Linked DNA regions of Homo sapiens: region 1 is linked to region 2. Evidence: read pairs that join two places in POLR2A ChIA-PET (ENCODE). Cell type or tissue: MCF 10A. All regions are shown on one strand. Links, peaks and the distances in the headings refer to the core of each region. The heading gives the core; the rest is flanking DNA.

What was found. Peaks named below come from ENCODE experiments on the same cell type or tissue, not always from the same donor. Only the 100,000 strongest peaks of a DNase experiment are listed, where the experiment ranks them.
Region 1: POLR2A ChIA-PET joins it to region 2 with 18 read pairs; 8 of 35 experiments call an interaction of 5 or more read pairs at or near these places.

The regions. Positions count from the first base shown.
Region 1 is chr16:15,961,161-15,972,412 of GRCh38, reverse strand. The region is part of intron 1 of ABCC1 (ATP binding cassette subfamily C member 1 (ABCC1 blood group)); the gene reads right to left. Among named protein-coding and RNA genes, the nearest start is that of ABCC1, 17 kb to the right of the region's middle. RefSeq lists enhancers at 320-959, 960-1,598, 1,599-2,238. In MCF 10A, for the core only: no CTCF peak of the experiment used is centred there; a DNase peak (open chromatin) is centred at 5,282.
Region 2 is chr16:15,895,231-15,904,535 of GRCh38, reverse strand. LOC107984869 (a long non-coding RNA gene) reads left to right here. Exons shown (of 3, transcript XR_001752339.2): 3 at 1,544-1,988. Among named protein-coding and RNA genes, the nearest start is that of CEP20, 11 kb to the right of the region's middle. RefSeq lists an enhancer at 4,099-5,298. In MCF 10A, for the core only: no CTCF peak of the experiment used is centred there; a DNase peak (open chromatin) is centred at 4,705.

The sequences.
Region 1 (11,252 bases), core at 1,759-9,758, 67 kb before region 2:
GCCAGCAACTCCAAGAGGTACTGGAATTCCTGACATGTAAAAAATAAACAAATGAATACCTTTCTGCTTAGGCTGCTGAAGTAGGGCTGTTTCTTGAAGCCAGATGCAATCCTAACAGATACAAGGTAAGAGATAGATGTCAAAATCCTGAAGACTAGACTCAAATGACTGAGGGGCAAAACAGCTGGGGAAAGGGCAGGCTTTGAGTCAACCTGCTGGGTTTGAATACCGTGTCCACTCCTTGCTAGTGACATGATCCTGCGCATGTTTAACTGTGTCACAGATTCCCCATTTAAAATAAAAAGTCATTACAGCAACCACCCAGCATGACTGTGGGCCTGAAACAAGTTATGTGCAGAGAGGGCTGGGCATACCACACAACACAGAGTGACCTCAACGCATGTTATTTTATTTATAAAATCAACTCCTGGAGGTTCCGTCTCTCAGCTTTGGAGCCCCCCACCCTCTGTCTCTGTACAGGGGACCTTCTTCCTTCTCCCTTCCTTCTTGCCTATTAAACTCTCCACTCCTTAAAACCACTCCACGTGTGTCTGTGTCATTTTATCTAAACCGGCATGAGGACCAAGAACCCTGGTGTTCCCCCACTCATCGGAGCCGTATCATTTTGGTGTGTTGGCCAGGAAAGGAAATTATTTCATCAGACTGAAGCAATCAAACTCAAAATGGTGCTGTAACCTGAAGCACACATGGACACGCCATTCTTCCGAGGACCCTTAGATCCACCCCAGGAGGAGCCCTAGCTGCTGTTCCCCATTCAACGCCCCTTTTCACCAGGAAGTAGCCAGAAGAAGTCGTCGCCCAAAACCCCCTAACAGCAGTTAATGTGGCATCTCCACAGGGGGTAATGTAGGAGTTAAGCAATTATTTTAGGCAAATAGAGAGGAAAAGGGGTCCTTGGGAAATGTTTGGTTTTTAAAGCAACTCCGGAAAAGTTTCTTGTAAAGCCCCGGCTCTTAGAGCCAGGCCAGCAACCTTTGATATGCAAATGCAAGCCATTAGAAACTGGGTCCACCCAAACATGGCGATTCCCACAGCCTTCTTGCCCTTTCCCCACATGTTCCTAGCAACATGGCCGCCACCACACCTCCCCAAGTGTGCAGATCATGGTACCCTGCATTTGCATATTAAAAGGCTAGGTGGGAGGGCCAGCTTTTTCATGCGCTACGTGAAAGACATGCCTAGTCAAACCAATCCCCTGAGGCCTATGCAAATCAGACACTGCCTCTTCCAGCCTCTGTACATATACCTAGCTGCTATCTGTGGCAGCTGGGGTTCCCTCTCTCAGCTTTGGAGCCCTCCTCCGTCTCTATACAGGGGATCTTATTCTCCCTTCTTTCTTGCCCCTTCTTGCCTATTAAACTCTCTGCTCCTTTAAATAAACAAACAAACTCTTACCAAAGTCACACAAGCAAGATGGGGATAAGGCAGACTAGAAGTGATTAGTCATTGGTTCTTTCCAACACTTGAGAAGGAGTTGTCTTTAGGGACTGAGTTGAAGGCCAGGTATAATGGCTCACACCTGTAATCCCAACACTTTCGGAGGCCGAGGCAAGAAGATGGCTTGAGCTCAGGGGTTTGAAACCAACCTGGACAACACAGGGAGACCTCATCTGTACAAATTAAAATATATATATAATTTTAAAGAAATAATTGTGTTGTAAATATCCCTGTCTTAGAGCTAATGCCTAAGCAAGGAGGGGGGAAAGAAAGCTGCCAAGGCTTCCCACAGGATCCAAGTCCTACAGGCCCAATTCTCAGCCTCCTTCTGGTTCTTTTTCTCTTCCCTACTCTTTGACTCCAGCCACAGTGGCCTTCCTCATTAAGCCAGTGCTTCTGCACATGCATTTCCCACTGCCCAGAACATTCTTACCTTCTGCTTTTGCCTATACAGCAGAAACTGCTAGCTGCGCTCCAGTATCAACTCTCCCTCATCCCTGAGTAACATCTTCAGCTGGGTACATCCTGCTTAGAAAGGAAACTACATTTCCCAGCCTCCTTTGCAGCTAGAGGCACCACATGACTAGGTACAAGCCAATGGGATGTGACGAGGAGAGACGTAGGCAACCTCCAGGTTGTGCCCTTACTCTGCTTTCCTACTGGCTGCCATGTGGACATGGAGATGCATCATCTTGATCCATGCAGATGAGGACAGCAGAGCAACAAGATGGGAGGGGCCTGGGACCCTGATTATTTTGGGGACAGAGCTGCCACACCAGCTGGGATTTTTACATGAGAGAGAAATGAGCTTGTATCTTAACCCACTATATTTGGGGTCTTTGACACACATAGCCAAACCTGTATCATCAAACGGGTTCCCCACTTAAGGAGTCTCCTTTTTTCTCTCCAACCAGATGAAACCCCGCTATTGCACTCACCGGGCACCACGCAGCTCCCCTTCATAGCACTTCCTGATGATTATTCATTTATTTGGCCATTTCCCCAACAAGACTGGGGCTCAAGGAAGGCAGGGAACCATGCTCTGTATACCGCTCGATTCCCAGCATGGAGCCCAGGTAAGGGCTATGCAGGACCCTCAGAGACTGTCACCTGAATGGGACCAGTCAGGCCATGGGACCCATTCATGGGCACTGACCCTCGGAGATTCTACCTCCTGCAAAGAGCTCCTGAGAGGGTCTAAGATACCCACTCACCCAAGTCTTGCCTCGAATTTCCCCAGGACCTACCTGTACACAGAGGTTTAAAAAAAAAAAAGACTATGGGCTGGGAGCAGTGGCTCAAGCCTGTAATCTCAGCACTTTGGGAGGCAGAGGCAGGGGGGATCACCTGAGGTCAGGAGTTTGAGACCAGCCTGGCCAACATGGCAAAACCCGTCTCTACTAAAAATACAAAAAGTAGCCGGGCGTGGTGGCACATGCCTGTAATCCCAGCTACTCGGGGGGCTGAGGCAGGAGAATCACTCGAACCCTGGCAAAGGAGGTTGCAGTGAGCCGAGATCACGCTACTGCACTCCAGTCTGGGCAACAAGACAGAAACTCTCTTAAAAAGAAAAAAAAAAAAAAAAAAGACTGACCAGCTGCCTAAAGAGGAAACAATTATCAGCAATTACTCAGATCCATGTTACATTTCATCTGCAATTAAATATCAATTAACAAAAATGCATCATAATCAAGATGCACCAGCCCACGCAAACAAAAAAATAAAGACTATATGTTTTGTTTTGTTTTTCTGAGACAGAGTCTTGCTCTGTTGCCCAGGCTGGAGTGCAGTGCCATCATCTTGGCTCTCTACAACCTCCTCCTCCCAGGTTCAAGTGATCCTTATGCCTCCCCCTTCCCAGTAGCTGGGATTATAGGCAAGCGCCACCACAGTTAATTTTTGTATTTTTAGTAGAGATGGAGTTTCACCATGTTGGACAGCCTGGCCTTGAACTACTGACCTCAAGTGATCTGCCCACCTCGGCCTCTCAACGTACTGAGATTACAGGTGTGAGCCACCACACCTGGCTGACTGTTTTCAATACAAAAAAAAAAAAGAAAAAATATTAGCTGGGCATGGTGGTGGGCACCTGTGGTCCCAGCTACTCCAGAGGCTAAGGTGGGAGGATTGCTTGAGCCTGAGAGGTCATGGCTGCAGTGGGCCATGATCGTGCCCCTGCACTCCACCCTGAGCAACAGAGGAGATCCTGTCTCAAAATACACATATATATGTTTTTGTAGAATCCCGTTCTTGTTCTTAAAAAATACCATGTATTTATGGCTGGGCACGGTGGCTTAGACCTGTAATCCCAGCACTTTGGGAGGCTGCGGCAGGTGGATCACTTGAGGTCATGAGTTTGAGACCAGCCTGGCCAAAATGGTAAAACCCCATCTCTACTAAAAATACAAAAATTAGCTAGACATAGTGGTGCATGCCTGCAGTCCTAGCTACTCGGCAGGTGAAGGCTGCAGTGAGCAGAGATCACGCCACCTGCACTCCAGCCTGGGTAATAGAGCAAGACTCTGTCTCAAAAAAAAAAATTACTATATCTTTAGGATCTGTGGAGAAGAGAGGCTGAAAATTAAAAACATCAACCTGCCAATAAGATTGTCTCTAGAAGAGGCTGGCCATGGTGGCTCACCCCGGTAATCCCAGGACTTTGGGAGGCCGAGGTAGGCGGATCACCTGAGGTCAGGAATTCGAGACCAGCCTGGCTAACACAGCAAACCCTGTCTCTACTAAAAATACAAAAATTAGCCGGGCATGGTGGTGCATGGTACACACCTATAACCCCAGCTACTCGGGAGGCTGAGGCAGGAGAATCACTTGAACTTGGGAGGTGGAGGTTGCCGTGAGCCGAGATCACTGTACTCCAGACTGGGCAATGGAGCAAGACTCCGTCTCAAAAAAATAATAAAAGAAAATTATCTCTAGAAGGGATTTTCATGTTTCACTCATTTCTGCACTGTTTTCATTCTATACTGTACCCCTTATAACATCAGACAAGACAAAGAGTAGGAGAAAAGACGTCCCTTTAAGTAATTCAATCTCTACCATGTTTATAGTAACAGAAAACCTGGAACTTCCAAAATATGTATATGTCAGCAGTTCTCAGAGTTGTGATAGTCTGGCTTCACACAAATGCTATGATTTAGGTAGTTAAACAAGTTTTTTTTTTGTTGTTTTTTTTTTTTTTGGAGACAGTGCCATGCTGTTGTCCAGGCTGGAGTGCAGTGGTGCAATCATAGCTCACTGCAGCTCAACCTCCCAGGACCAAGCAAACCTCCCGCCTCAGCCTCCTGAGTAGCTGGGACTACAGGCATGTCCCATCATGCCCAGCTAATAATAATAATAATAATTATTATTATTATTATTTTGTAGAGATGGGGTCTTTCTGTTGCCCAGGCTGGTCTCAAACTCCTGGGCTCAAGTGATCCTCCCACTTCAGCATCACTAAGTGCTGGGATCAGACGACAGCAACAGTGCCCAGTCCAAGTTTTCTTAAACCTAAACTACAAATAAAACTGCAGAATGAATCTCCCCACATATCAGTCCAATTTCAGAGCTGAAACCTGATACCCATCTTGTCCAAGAGACTCACCCAGACCTGGCCACCCTACAGACAGATGCTCTATAACAACAGGGTGAATTAACCTGAATCGTCTATACTGATTTTCAAACCTAGGCTCCTGAACTTGGCCTCTTCACCCAGCATACACCTCCCTGGCTTTCTCTGGAGCTACAACATCTCTTCACCCCAGCCTCCTCCACCCCATCCCCATGGCCCTTTGGAGAATATAGAGGGTGTGACTCAGAGGTGAGCCTTTTCTCCAAACACTCCCCTACCAAGTATGCAGAGAACTGGACATAGGCCAGCTTTGTCCCAAGTACCAAGCGTCAAACGGCTCACTCCACGGATCTCAGGGGGCAGGGGACCAAAGTTAAAGATGAAAGAGCCCTATTAAACCACTGCAGGCCAGGCACAGTGGTGCCCACCTGTAATCCCAGCACTTTGGAAGGCTGAGGCAGGAGAACTGCTTGAGGCCAGAAGTTTAAGGCTGCAGTGAGCTATGTTCATGCCACTGCACTCCAGCCTGGGTGACAGGGCAAGACCTCATCTCTAAAAAAAATTAAAAATTAGCTGGGCATGTTGACAAGCATCTATAATCCAAGACACTCGGGAGGGTAAGGCAGGAAGATCGCTTGAGGCCAGGAGTTCAAGGCTGCAGTGAGCCATGATCATACCACTGCACTCCAGCCTGGGCAACAGAGTGAGTCTCTGTCTCTAAAAAAAAAAAAAAAAGAGAGAGAGAAAAGCAAACTACAATTGCAGCACTCAGAGAGATCCTGATCTAACATGCGATCCTGGGTTAGTAAATTAGTGAAGCCTTATCAAAGGGCTCGCAGATAAGCCAACCTAATTATAACTACTGGGTTACCCTTCCCAGTGCCAGACAGCTCCAATTTTCTTCCTGGCCACGGGTCTCCAGCCTTACAAGGCTGATGGAGGAACCCTAGAAAAGCCTGACTTTTTTTTTTTTTTTTAAGATAAAGTCTCTCTGTCACCCAGGCTGGAGTGCAGTGGCACAATCTCAGTTCACTGCAACCTCCGCCTCCTGGGTTCAAGCAATTCTCCCGCCTCAGCCTCCCGAGTAACTGAGATTACAGGTGCCTGCCACCACGCCAGCTAATTTTTGTATTTTTAGTAGAGATGGGGTTTCACCATGTTGGTCATGCTGGTCTCCAACTCCTGACCTCGTGATCCGCCCACCTCGGCCTCCCAAAGTGCTAGGATTACAGTCGTGAGCCACCGCGCCCTGCTGTGCCTGACATTAACATGCACCATCGTCCACTCTGAATAATAACCACAGCAGTAAGTAACCTTAGACCCTGCTAGAACGGTGAGCTGGGCCAGCTCACTTTTAGAAAATAAGACAATGGCTAGAGTGAAGCCTTTTCAGATGTTATTCATTCCACTCCTGAGAACATCATCTAAGGAAATAAGCCAATACGCACTCTACCCATGTGGTATTCAGGACAGTGTTTTCTTTAAAAGAAAAATAAAAATGACTGGGTATGGTGGCTCTCGCCTGTAATCCCAGCACGTTGGGAGGCAGATCACCTGAGGTCAGGAGTTCGAGACCAGCCTGGCCAACATGGTGAAACCCCATCTCTACTGAAAATACAAAAATTAATCAGGCATCATGGTACACATGTGTAATCCCAGCTACTCCAGCGGCTGAGGCAGGAGAATCACCTGAACCCAGGAGGCAGAGGTCACAGGGAGCCAAGATTGCGCAATGCACTCCAGCCTGGGTGATGGTATAAGATGCTGTCTCAAAAAAGTTAAAAAGGGAGAAAGGGGCTGGGCACAGTGGCTCATGCCTGTAATCCCAGCACTTTGGGAGGCCGAAGTGGGCAGATCACAAGGTCAGGAGATCAAGACCATCCTGGCTAACACGGTGAAACTCCGTCTCTACTAAAAACACAAAAAAATTAGCCAGGCGTGGTGGCAGGTGCCTGTAGTCCCAGCTACTTGGGAGGCTGAGGCAGGAGAATGGCGTGAACCTGGGAGGCGGAGCTTGCAGTGAGCCAAGGTCGCACCACTGCACTTCAGCCTGGGCGACAGAACAAGACTCCGTCTCAAAAATAATAATAAAAAAAAAAAAGGAGAAAGAAAACACAGCAACCCAAATGTCAAACCACAGATAATAATTATGTGATTATAGCCCACCAACACAGGGAACTATCGATTGGACATTTATAGGTTTAATTAAAAAGGTTACGTGGGTACATGGGAAAATACTTATTACAGTAAATAAAAACATAGGAGACAGTATGCAAGCTACAAATGCAACCTTGCAAAACTACATACTAGTAAGAACAAGACTCAAATGTTAATATGCCAATAGGAAAACAATAGCCTGTAACAAAATATTTATACAATACAGGTGATGGACAAAGAGGAAAGGTCCCACAATAACAAGAGCCCTTACAAACTAACAGGAAAAAGACAAACTAGTCCAGGCATACCCAAAAAGGACTCAGAAAGACACACTGAAAATACACAAATTGCTGGAAAATATGTTGCAGGATACATAGCTTCTAATTGTAATTGAAATGCAGATGAAAATATATTTTAGCTATCAAATTAACAAACTTTGATCCCAGCACTTTGGGAGGCCAAAGCCGGAGGATCGATTCAGTCCAGGGGTTCAAAACCAGCCTGGGTAACATAGGGAGATCCTGTCTCTACAAAAAATAAATTTAAAAATTAAAAAAAAAAAACTGGCAGAGTAATGATTACAACATAATCCATTTTGATTTAAATGTTATTTAAATTTATAAATATTTATAAAATTTCAAAGAAAAAATACAAGAATACATTGGTTATTGGTTAGCCCAAGAGATTACTGATATGGTCTGGCTCTGTGTCCCCACCTAAATCCCATCTTGAATTGTAATCTGAATTGGAATCCCCACATATTAGGGAAGGGACATCATGGGAGGTGATTAGATCATGGGGACGGTTCCCCCATGCTGTTCTCCTGATCCTTGCTATGCTTTAGCAAAGAGACTGGCAGCATTTTGACCCTGCCCTAGAGATCTGTGGAACTTTGAACTTGAGAGAGAAGATTTAGGGCATCTAGGGGAAGAAATTACTAAGCAGCAAAGCATTCAAGAGGAAGCAGAGCATAAAAGGGTGGAAATTGGCCGGGCGCAGTGGCTCACGCCTGTAATCCCAGCACTTTGGGAGGCCAAGGTGGGCAGATCACTTGAGGTCAGGAATTCGAGACCAGTCTAGCCAGCATGGTGAAATCCTGTCTCTACAAAAATACAAACATTAGCCAGGCATGATGGCGGGTGCCTGTAATCCCAGCTACTCGGGATGCTGAGGCAGGAGAATTGCTTGAACCCAGGAGGCAGAGGTTGCAATGAGCCGAGATCATGCCATTGCACTCTAGCCTGGGCAACAGAGAGAGACTCCATCTCAAAAAAAAAAAAAGTGTGGAAATTTGCAGTCTGACAATGTAAAAAGAAAAACCCATTTTCTGAAGAGAAATTCAAGCCGGCTGCAGAAACTTGCAAAAGTAACAAGGAGCCCAATTCCAAGACAATGGGGAAAATGTCTCCAGGGCATATCACAAACCTTCACAGCAGCCCCTCCCATCACAGGCCTAGGAGGGAAAAACGGTTTCCTGGGCTGGGTCCAGGGCCCCCCTGATGTGTGCAGCCTTAGGACTTGGTGCCCAGCCACTCCAGTCATGGCTAAGAGGAGCCAAGGTACACAGCTCAGGCTGTGCCTTCAGAGGGTGCAAGCCCCAAGCCTCGGCAGCTTCCATGTGGTATTGAGCCTGTGGGTACATAGAACTAAAGAACTGAGGTTTGGAAACCTCCACCTAGATTTCAGAGGATGTATGCAAATGCCTGGATGTCCAGCCAGAAGTTTGCTGCAGGGGTGGAGCCTTTATGGAGAACCTCTACCAATGCAGTAAAGAAGGGAAATATGGGGTCAGAGCCCCCACACAGAGTCCCCACTGGGGTACTGCCTAATGGAGCTGTGAGAAAAGGGCCACCATCCAGAACCCAGAATGGTAGATCCACCTGCAGCTACATCGTGTGCCTGGAAAAGACGGAGACACTCAACGCCAACCTGTGAAAGCAGCCAGGAGCGGGGCTATACCCTGCAAAGCCACAGGGGCAGAGCTGCCCAAGGCCGTGGAAGCCCACCTCTTGCAACAGTGTGACCTGGATGTGAGACACGGAGTCAAAGGAGATAACTATGGAACTTGAAAGTTTTATGACTGGCCTATTGGATTTCAGACTTGCATGGGGCCTGCAGCCCCTTTGTTTTGGCCAATTTCTCCCATTTCAAACGGGTGTATTTATCCAATGCCTGTACCCCCATTGTATCTAGGAACTAACTAACTTCTTTTGATTTTACAGGCTGATAGGTGAAAGAGACTAGATTTTGTCTCAGATGAGATTTTGGACATAGACTTTTGAGTTAATGCTGAAATGAGTTAAGACTTTGGGGAACTGTTGGGAAGGCATAATTGTGTTTTGAAATATGAGAAAGATGAGATTTGGGAGGGGCCAGGGGCAGAATGATATGGCACGGCTCTGTGTCCCCGCACAAATCTCATCTTGAATTGTAATCTTAATTGTAATCCCCACGTGTTGGTGGAGGGACCTCACTGGAGGTGATTAGATCATGGGAGCGGTTCCCCCATGCTGTTCTCCTGATAGTGAGTCCTCAGAAGATCTGATGGTTTTATACCGGCTTTTCTCCTCTTTACTCTGCACTTCTGTCTCCTGCCACCATGTGAAGAAGGACATGTTTGCTTTCCTTTCCACCATCATTTTAAGTTTCCTGAGGCCTCCCCAGCCATGCAGAACTGTGAGTCAATTAAACCTCTTTCCTTTATAAACTACGCAGTCTCAGGTATTTTTTCATAGCAGCATGAACAAACTAATATCAGTACCATGTTCAGGCTTTATTTAAATATCTTTGTATTGTTTGTTCTGTCATATGGAACACATGTCACTTGTGATCAGAAAACTCTGCAATTAAATTAGTTTAGGTGTAAAAATCAGAGTGACATTAGCATGGTGAGACTATCAGTAATGTTTTTACACATTGTTAAATTATTGATTTAAAAGCAATTTTTAAAATAAGTCCAAAGATGTTTAAAATTTAAACACATCTTTTAAAAAACTGAACAAAACCAAAGCACACTTCTGCTTTGATCTCCTGACCTCTGGAAAGTAAGGTTTAACTTAACTGGGCAAAGCCCTCTCACACACAGCCAAGCAACATGGGCCTGATCACTTCCCAGCTTGCTCAATTTTTCTGATATGGCAGGAAAACAACAGGTGCTTAATAAGTGCTGGTGGGCCCATTAGTGGGAGTATAAACTGCTGCAGTAACCTGACAATTAACTATCAAATTTCAAAATGCACATACTGTCAACCTAGCAATTTCCTGTGGGAAAATTTATTCTGCTGAATCATTTACATATATTTGCATACATGTGCCTTCAGTGCAGCACTGCTTATCACAGCAAGAAACCAGGAACTGGGAATGACCTTGATAGACACCAAGAGGGGAATGGGTGAATACATGGCTCAGCCATTTAACAGGCAAATGCGTGGCTTGTTTAAAAAAAAAAAAAAAAAAAAGTTGATTTGATTGGCTTTTACTTTCAATTTGCATGGGCTTAAAATGGCAAGAAAATCAACACTGGTTAAGTGAAGAGAACAAGAGACAAAACAGTATTTAAAATACCCAACTAGGGAGGGAAAAAATGAATATGTAAACATATACACACAAACGAACACGTTCTTGCACATACATTTGCATATACTTGAAACTTTTCTCGAAAAACACCCAAGAAACTATCATCAACAACCATCATCAATAACGGCTACTTCTGGGAACAAAGGGCAGGGTGGGAACATACTAAAACTTTTATTTTTCCCTTTATATTCTTCTAGAATATTCACCTTAAAGTATTAGCATCATCAACAAAGTTGCAGTACAAGATCTTCCTCCTGCAATCAGCCAGATCAATTCAACAACATCTTGTTTTAAAACAAGAGTTTTCTAGCAACCTATAGAAAGTCCTCTTAACCACAGGAAAAAAGTACCTCATCATCTTACGAACAAGCCTTTGGCGGAGAATCAAAGGCAACTGGGGAGTGGGGAAACCCAAGTTGGTCTTGATCACAAACGTTTCAGTTAAGGTTCTGAGAAAGAGAAGAGACTCATAAAACAAAATAAACTGAATTTT
Region 2 (9,305 bases), core at 1,306-9,305:
TCTAGCTTTGTCCACCAGGCTGGAGTGTAGTGGCATGATCTGGGCTCACAGCAACCTTAGTCTCCCGGGCTCAAGTGATCCTCCCACCTCAGCCTCCCAAGTAGCTGGAACTGCAGGTGGGTATCACCATGGTCAGCTAATTTTTGTAATTTTTGTACAGATGGGGTTTCGCCATGTTGCCCAGGGTGGTCTTGAACTCCTGAGCTCAGGTGATCTGCCCGCCTCAGCCTCCCAGAGTGCTCAGATTACAGGCATGAGCCACTACGCCCAGCCCACTTATCGAGTGCCTATTATGTCCTAGGCACTGTGCTAAGTTGTTGCATGCATTAGTTCATTTTATTTATTTATTTATTATTTAATTAATTTTATTTTTTAAAAATTTTATTTATTTATTTAATTTAACTAAGTGCTCTTCATGCATTAGTTCATTTTATTTATTTATTTACTTATTTATTTATTTAATTTTTTTGAGACAGAGTTTCACTCCTGTTTCCCAGGCTGGAGTGCAATGGCGCCATCTTGGCTCACTTCAACCTCCGCCTCCCAGGTTCAAGTGATTCTCCTGCCTCAGCCTCCCAAGTAGCTGGGATTACAGGCACCCGCCACCACACCTGGCTAATTTTTGTATTTTTAGTAGAGATTTAGTAGAGTAAAGTGCTGGGATTACAGGCGTGAGCCACCGCGCCAGGCCCATCTTATTATGATATTATTATTATTATTATTATTATTATTATTATTATTATTATTAGTTTTTGAGATGGAGTCTAGCTCTGTCACTCAGGCTGGAGTGCAGTGGCACAATCTCAGCTCACTGCAACCTCCACCTCCTGGGTTCAAGCGATTCTCTTGCCCCAGACTCCCGAGTAGCTGGGACTACAGGTGCAAGCCACCACACCTGGCTAATTTTTGTATTTTTAGTAGAGACGGGCTTTCGCCATGTTGGCCAGGCTGATCTCGAACTCCTGACCTCAGGTAATCCACCCGCCTCGGCCTCCGAAAGTACTGGGATTACAGATGTGAGCCACCGCACCTGGCCCATTAGCTCATTTTAGCCACGATAATATCCCAGGAGTTAGGTACTATTATGGCCTCCTTTTAATAGCTGTAGAAATGGAGGCCCAAGAACGTGTGTGGTGGCTCACACCTGTAATCCCAGCACTTTGGGAGGCCAAAATGGGCGTAATACTTGAGGTCAGAAGTTTGAGACCAGCCTGGCCAACATGGCAAAACCCCATCTCTACAAAAATACAAACATTAGCTGGCATGGTGGTGCATGCCTGTAATCCCAGCTCGTCAGGGGGGCCAAGGCAGGAGAATTGCTTGAAGCCAGGAGGCAGAGGTTGTAGCAAGCCAAGATTGCGCCACTGCACTCCAGCCTGCACAACAGACGGAGACTCCAACAAAGAAAGAGAGAGAGAGAGAGAGAGAGAGAGAGAGAGAAGGGGAGGGGAGGGGAGGGGAGGAGAGGGGAAAGGGAAAGAAAGAATGAAAGAAATGGAAGCTCAGAGAGGTGCTTTTTTTTTTTTTTTTTTTTTTGCCCAAGGCCACACAGGTACCCAGGATTCACCATCCAGTTCAGTGTAACAACAGAGCTTGCGCAGATAACCAGGATGCTGCAGTGGGGCTCTAGGTGGAAAATCAAAGCTTCAAGGAGATCAGGGACATGTGTGTAAGAATCTTCTCGCAAACCAGGGCAGCAGGGAGGGTCCAGTCATGGAACCAGGTGCCACCTCACCTGGCTGAGTTCAAGATTGGCTCTAACCCAAATCACCTGCAAGACCTTGAGCAACATACTTAACCCTTCTCTGCTTCAATTTTATTTTTGTTACATTGATCGAAAGTCAGAAAGGAAAGGAAGTCCTCATTGGTACAGAGGTTAGGAAAATTGGAAGAGATTTTGGAGAGGGTATCAGGTTTATCCTACATTCTTTATCAGCATGAAAAAGTCCTCCTTTGGGCTTTTTGTTTGTTTTGATTTTTGTTTTTTGTTTTTGGGGTTTTTTTTGAGACAGAGTCTTGCTCTGTCGTCCAGACTGGAGTGCAGTGGTGTGATCTCGGCTCACTGCAGCCTCCGCCTCCCAGGTTCCAGCAATTCTCCTGCCTCAGCCTCCTGAGTAGCTCGGACTACAGGCGCCCACCACCATGCCCAGCTAATTTTTGTATTTTTAGTAGAGACAGGGTTTTGCCATGTTGGCCGTGCTGGTGTTGAACTCCTGACCTCAGGTGATCCACCCACCTCGGCCTCCCAAAGTGCTGGAATTACAGGGTTGAGCTAGCCAAAAAAGTCTTCACTTGGTTAAGCACAGTGGCTCACACCTGTAATCTCAGAACTTTGGGAGGACAAGGTGGGAGGATCACTTGAGGCCAGGAGTTCAATACCACCTTGGGTAACATAACAAGAATTTGTCTCTACAAAATATTAAAAAATAAAAAAAAATTAGCCAGGTGTTGTAATGGTACGCACCTGTAGTCCCAGCCACTCAGGGAGGTTGAGGTGGGAGAATCGCTTGAGCCCAGGAATTCAAGGCTACAGTGAGCTATGATTGTACCACTGCACTCTAGCCTGGGCGACAGAGCAAGACCCTATCTAAAAAAAAAAAAAAAAAAAGGCCGGGCACAGTGGCTCACGCCTGTAATCCCAGCAATTTGAGAGGCTGAGGCGGGTGGATCACTTGAGGTCAGGAGTTTGAGACCAGCCTGGCCAACATAGTGAAACCCCATCTCTACTAAAAATACAAAAAATTAGCCGGGCGTGGTGGTGGGTGCCTGTAGTCCCAGCTACTCAGGAGGCTGAGGCAGGAGAATCACTTGTACCCGGAAGGTGGAGGTTGCAGTGAGCCAAGATCACGCCATTGCACTCCAGCGTAGGCAAGAAGAGCGAAACTGCATCTAAAAAAACCAAAACAAAACAAAACAAAAAACTCTTCACGCTAGGATCTGTGAGTTCACAGAACAATTACACATCATAGATTTGTCTAGTCCAGCCCAAGTATCAAATACTCTGTCTACTTACTGGACAGATGAAACTAAAGGACCTTGAACCGGGCATCAGACTGTTTTTGCGTCTGGCCAAGTCTCTTTCCAGCTGTTTGACCTTGGGCAGTTCCCTTTAACTCCCTAAGGCTTGCTTTCTTCATCTTAAAATCAGGATGACAGTAGCATCTACCTCTTGAGATCACGTGAGAAATAAATGCAATGACGCATGAATAATGTTTCATACTGTATCTAGTATAGGGTGAGTACTTCTTCAAAAATAACAGCCACACCTTTTCCTAGGATTGCATGCAATGCAATAATATTGCAAATAAAGGCGGTTGTTGTTTTCTTCCTTAATAAATCAGGAGAGAATTAGGATTCTTTTGGGATTCAGACTAATCTCTTTGAACCAGCAGTTTGGATTTGGTTGCCATAGTGTCCTGGGCCATGAATGGCTGATAGAGAGACATGTCATATTTTCAACAGTTGCCTTGACTTGTCTGATGAGATGCCGTTTCTATTAAGTAGCTGTCTCCAATTTGTAAAATTCCATCTGTGGCTTTCCCCAACCCTTATTTTCCAACAGCCTCTCACTCCAGATCCTAAGAAAAGGCATATCTACCTGGAAGAAAAGAACTAAATCTTGGTAAAAGACATTTACCTTTTCTGAACTCAACCTTTAGTTTTTGTTCAACTGAGTTCCCCTGACAAAATGCATTTCAGCAAGATTTACTTCCAGAATTTCTTTATCTCTAATGCTTTTAGTAAAGAAGGCATTGAATGAATTTATTGCTCATCCCTCTGAAAGTGACCTGAGAATGTCAATGTACCTGTAGGATTTATTTTACTTCCTCTAAAGGACTGACAGTAATATCCAGCACCTTCCCCCCACTAAAAACATTCCACTTTGAGGCCAGGTGCAGTGGCTCATGCCTGTAAGCCCAGCAATTTGGGATGCCAAGGCGGGAGGATCGCTTGAGCTCAGGAGTTTGAGACCAGTCTGGGCAACATAGTGAGACCCCATCTTGATTAAAGAAAAAAAGTTCACTTTGAAACCTCTGGGCAGAGTGCAGTGGTTCACACCTACAATCCCAACAATTTGGTAGGCTGAGGCAGGAGGATCGCTTGAGGTCAGGAGCTTGAGACCAGCCTGGACAACATAGTGAGACCTTGTCTCTACAAAAAAAAAAAAAAAAAAAAAAAATTTTAATGAAACTTCTCACGTGACAATTTTAATCATGAGAACTATGTACATGCCACAGTCTGGAACTTGGGATCTCAAATGGTCATGGATTCCGTGTTCTCAGTCCCCATACAGAAGGGAGGAGGGCTGGCCTTTGGACTCCCCCAAATCTGGGTTTGAATCCCAGCTCCACCACTTTAAGTCTGGTTGCTCTGGGCCAGTTATTTAATGTTCTCTAAACATCAGTTTCGTCTGTGAGATGAGCTACCTTGCAGGACTTCATTCGGTCCTTCTACAAATATTTGTTCTACCGGAGCAGAGCAGGATAACAAGGCATCTGTCCTGTAAAGCAGTCCATTGGGCACCCAATGTGAAACAGAGCCTCAGCCCCACATAGGCTGCAATGCCACAGTGTGGTCCAGGGTTAGGGAATTCTGGGGAGCTCTGAGGGTGCCTACATTCCTGCTGTGCTCCTGGCACACATTGAGGAGAACGCCCTCTGCTCTGAACTTACTGAGTGATGAGTCACCCTTGAGCACCTGAGGAAGTGGAGCAAGTAGACCACAGGCAGCCTGGACCTGCCCCTGGTTTCTAGGATTGAGTCACAGCCTCCCTGGAAGACTTGAAAGAGAGATCAATTCGATCAAGGCTCCAGGGCTGGATCAAAGCCTAGGAAGTGGGGGAAAGGGAGGAGGAAGTTGGGCTTCTCCACGGTCCCAGCAAAGGCCTCAGCCTACAAATATTCTACAGATATTTGAAGAAGGACTGAATGAAGTCCCGCGAGGTAGCTTATCTCACGGATGTAACTGACATTTAGAGAACGTTAAGTAACTGGTCCAGAGCAACCAGACTTGCAGTGGTGGAGCTGGGATTCGAACCCAGATTTGGGGGAGTCCAAAGGCCAGCCCTCCTCCCTTCTGTATGGGGACTGAGAACAAGGAATCCAAGATTATTTGAGATCCCAAGTTCCAGACTGTGGCATATACATAGTTCTCATGTTTAAAATTGTCATGGGGAAGCCGGGCGCTGTGGCTCATGGCTGTAATCCCAGCACTTTGGGAGGCAGAGATGAGCGGATCACTTGAAGTCAGGAGTTCAAGACCAGCCTGGCCAACATGGCGAGACCCCATCTCTACTAAAATATATAAAAATTAGCCAGGTGTGGTGGTGGGCACCTGTAATCTCAGCTACTTGAGAGGCTGAGATGAGAATCACTTGAACCTGGGAGGCGGAAGTGGCAGTGAGCTGAGATCGCACCATTGCACTCCAGCCTGGGTGACAGAGTGAGACTCCGTCTCAAAAAAAAAAATTGTCATGTGGGAAGTTTCATTTTTTAAAAAAATGTTTTCATAGAAACAAGGCCCTACTATGATGCTCAGGCTGGTCTCAACCTTGTGGCCTACAAAGGCCTCAGCTTACTCCCTCAGCAAGCTCTGCCAGTGAGGCGGTCCTACAGAATTGTCCCAAACTGGGGTGAGAGGGCTGGAACTTGATACCCCAGCATGGACCAGGCATCGGAAGCCGCCTCCCCTCGAGCCAGGGGTATGACCTCGGACCTGGGAGAAGGGCATTGGTGATGCACCTCTGTTGGAAGCTTCCTTTATCTCTATGCCCCTCCCTCTTCTCAGACCTTTCACCCCCCAAGATACATTTGAGAAGAAGAATCGAATTAGCCAGGAAAGCTTTAGGAAGAAATGACATTTAAACAGACCTGGAGACCAGGCACGGTGGCTCATGCCTGTAATCCCAGCACTTTGGGAGGCTGAGGCAAGTGGATCGCTTGAGCCCAGGAGTTTGAGACCAGCCTGGCCAACATGGTGAAACCGCATCTCTACTAAAAATACGAAAAATTAGCCAGGTGCAGTGGCGCACACCTGTAGTCCCAGCTACTCGGGAGGCTGAGGCAGGAGAATGGCGTGAACCTGGGAGGCGGGGCTTGCGGTGAGCCGAGATCGCACCACTGCACTCCAGCCTGGGCAACAGAACGAGACTCCGTCTCAACAACAACAACAACGACAACAAAAAGGTAGACTGAGACCTGGAGAATGAGCAGAAATTAACCAGAACAGGAGGAAGTTTCCAGGCTGGGGGATGGGCACATGCAAAGGCCCAGTAGAGAGGGGGTTGGGGGAGAGAAAAGAAGAGAGGAGGGCGAGGGAGAAGAAAGAGGAGGAGGGGGAGGAGATAGAAGGGGAGGAGGTTGAGGAGGAGGAGGAGGGCTGGGAGGAGGAAGGAGGAGGAGGAAGAAGATGAAAGAGGAGGAGGGGGATTGGGGAGCAGAAGAAGAGAAAGGAGGAGAAGGAAGAGAGAGAGTTTGGGGGAGAGAAGGAGGGCAGGGGGAGAACAGAGAAGTGTCTGCAGTGAAACTGAAACAACCGAAAACGGCTGAGCAACGTTGGGTGAGTGGAGCAGAACTGGGGTCAAGTTGCACTGACTCAGCCATTTACTCAGAAGCAACTTCAACCCTCCAAACCTCAGTTTCCATCTGTAAAACAGGCATGATCACATCTGTCTCTCAGCTGTCTTCAGGATGCCATGAAACGACACACACACAATAAGGGCACCATCAATGTGAGTTGCTCTTTTTTATTATTATTGGCTATAGCTGAAAAAAAAAATAATGGTTAATCTGTTAATAATATACCTGTGGCCTAGAAAAAGTATGAAAAAGAATTCAAGAGTGGACAAATGTTTTCTTCAAGTGCCGGGTAAAATATTTTAAGTGAGTTCTGTTGCAGCTTCTCAATTCCTCTGTTGCCGTGTAAAAGCGCCCATAGACAATGCATTAAGAAACAGGCAGGCGGCCAGATGCGGTGGCTCACGCCTGTAATTAATCCCAGCACTTTGGGAGGCTGAGGTGGGCAGAATGCTTGAATCTAGGAGTTCAAGACCAGTCTGAGCAACATGGCGAAACCCTATCTCTACAAAAAATACAAAAAATTAGCTGGGCATGGTGGCATGCACAAGTAGTCCCAGCTACTTGGGAGGATGAGATGGGAGGATTGCCTGAGCCAGGGGAGGTTGAAGCTGCAGTGACCCCTTATCATGCCACTGCACTCCAGCCTGGGTGAGAGTGAGAACCTCTCTCAAAAATAAAAAAAAAAAAAGTGGGGGGCATGGCTGTGTGCTAATAAGATTACAGGCTGGGCATAGTGCCTCATGCCTGTAATCCCAGCACTTTGGGAGGCTGAGGTGGGAGAATTTGTTTGAGACCAGGAGTTTAAGACTAGCCTGGGCAACATAGCGAGACTCTGCTTCTACAGAAAATAAAAGAAGTAGCCAGGTGTGATGACACACACCTGTAGTCCCAGCTACTCAGGAGGCTGAGGTGGGAGGATCCCTTAGACTGGGATGTTGAGGCTGCAGTGAGCTGTGACTGCACCACTGCAGCCCAACTTGGGTGACAGAGTTAACCCCTGTCTGGAAAAATAAAAAAAAAGAAAAACAAAAGATTTTACATTTCTACAAACATTTTATATTTCTATGGAAAAAAAAAAGAGAGAGAGAAAAAAATGTGCACCTCTCGCATGTCACACATGGATTACCACTCACTCCCACTATTTGTTGGTCCAGCCACATTTCCACAATTGTGTGGGTGCCTGAAGGGTCAAAAGGACTCCTATAGGCAGCCTATGGGGCATGGCGCTAGACGGGCCCTCAACAACGAGCAAGAGATACTCAAGACAGTGAAGAGGAGGGGCTATTGGGCTGTACTTGCCCACAGCTGGTTGTGCACAGTAATGCATGTACATAGTTAAAAGTTAAAATTAGGCTGGGCACGGTGGCTCACACCTGTAATCCCAGCACTTTGGGAGGCCGAGACAGGAGGATCACTTGAGGTCAGGAGTTCGAAACCAGCCTGGCCAACATGGTGAAACCCTGTCTCTACTAAAAATACAAAAATTAGCCAGGCATGATGGTGTGCACCTGTAATCCCAGCTGCTCGGGAGGCTGAGGCACTAGAATTGCTTGAACCTGGGAGGCGGAGGTTGCAGTGAGCCCAGATCGTGCCACTGCACTCCAGCCTGGGCAATAGAGCAAGACTCAGTCTCAAATAAATAAATTAATTAATAAATTAAAATAAGTCTATGGACAAAAGTAAGGCTGGGTGTGGTGTTTTATGCCTGCAACCCCAGGCCTTTGGGAGTTCGAGGCAGGAGGATTGCTTGAGCCCAAGAATTTGAGATCAGCTTGAGCAACATGGTGAGACCCCATCTCTACAAAAAATAAAAATAGCTGGGCGTGGCGGCACGTGCCTGTGGTCCCAGCTACTCGGGAGGCTGAAGGATCAGTTGAGCCTGGAGGTCGAGGCTGTAGTGAGCTATGATGGTGCTATTGCATTCCAGCCTGGGCAACAGAGACTGTCTCAAAAAGAAAAAAAAAAGTAAGTCTCCATCGAACACTGACCCTCAATCACCGAGTCCTCACCAGAGAACATTTTTTATTTTTTTGAAACACAGTTTCACTATGTTGCCCAGACTGGAGTGCAGTGGTGTGATCACGACTCACTGCAACCTGGACCTCCCAGGCTCTGCAGGTCTTCTCACCTTAGCCTCTGGAGTAGCTGGGACTACATGTTCACTCCTACACGCCTGTCTAATTTTTGTAATTTTTTTTTTTTTGTAGAGATGGGGTTTCACCATGTTGCCCAGGCCGGTCTCAAACTTCTAGATTCAAGCGTTCATCCCGCTTTGGCCTCATAAACTGTGGGGATTATAGGCATAAGCCACTGTGCCTGGCTACAAGTTCTTTTTTTTGTGTGTGTGAGGTGGACTTTAGCTCTTGTTGCCCAGGCTGGAGTGCAGTGAAACGATCTCGGCTCACTGCAACCTCTGCTGCCCGGGTTCAAGTGATTCTCCTGCCTCAGCCTCCTGGGTAGCTGGGATTACAGGCACCCTCCACCACACCTGGCTAATTTTCCTGGGTAGCTGGGATTATAGGCATGCTCCATCATGCCTGGCTAATTTTTATATTTTTAGTAGAGACGGGGTTTCACCATGTTGCTCAGGCTGATCTCAAACTCCTGACCTCAAATGATCCATGCGCCTTGGCCCCCCAAAGTGCTGGGATTACAGACGTGAGCCACCGCGCCCGGCCTACAAGTTTTTACTTCACTTGGGCAAACACTTAGTTTTGGGATTACTGG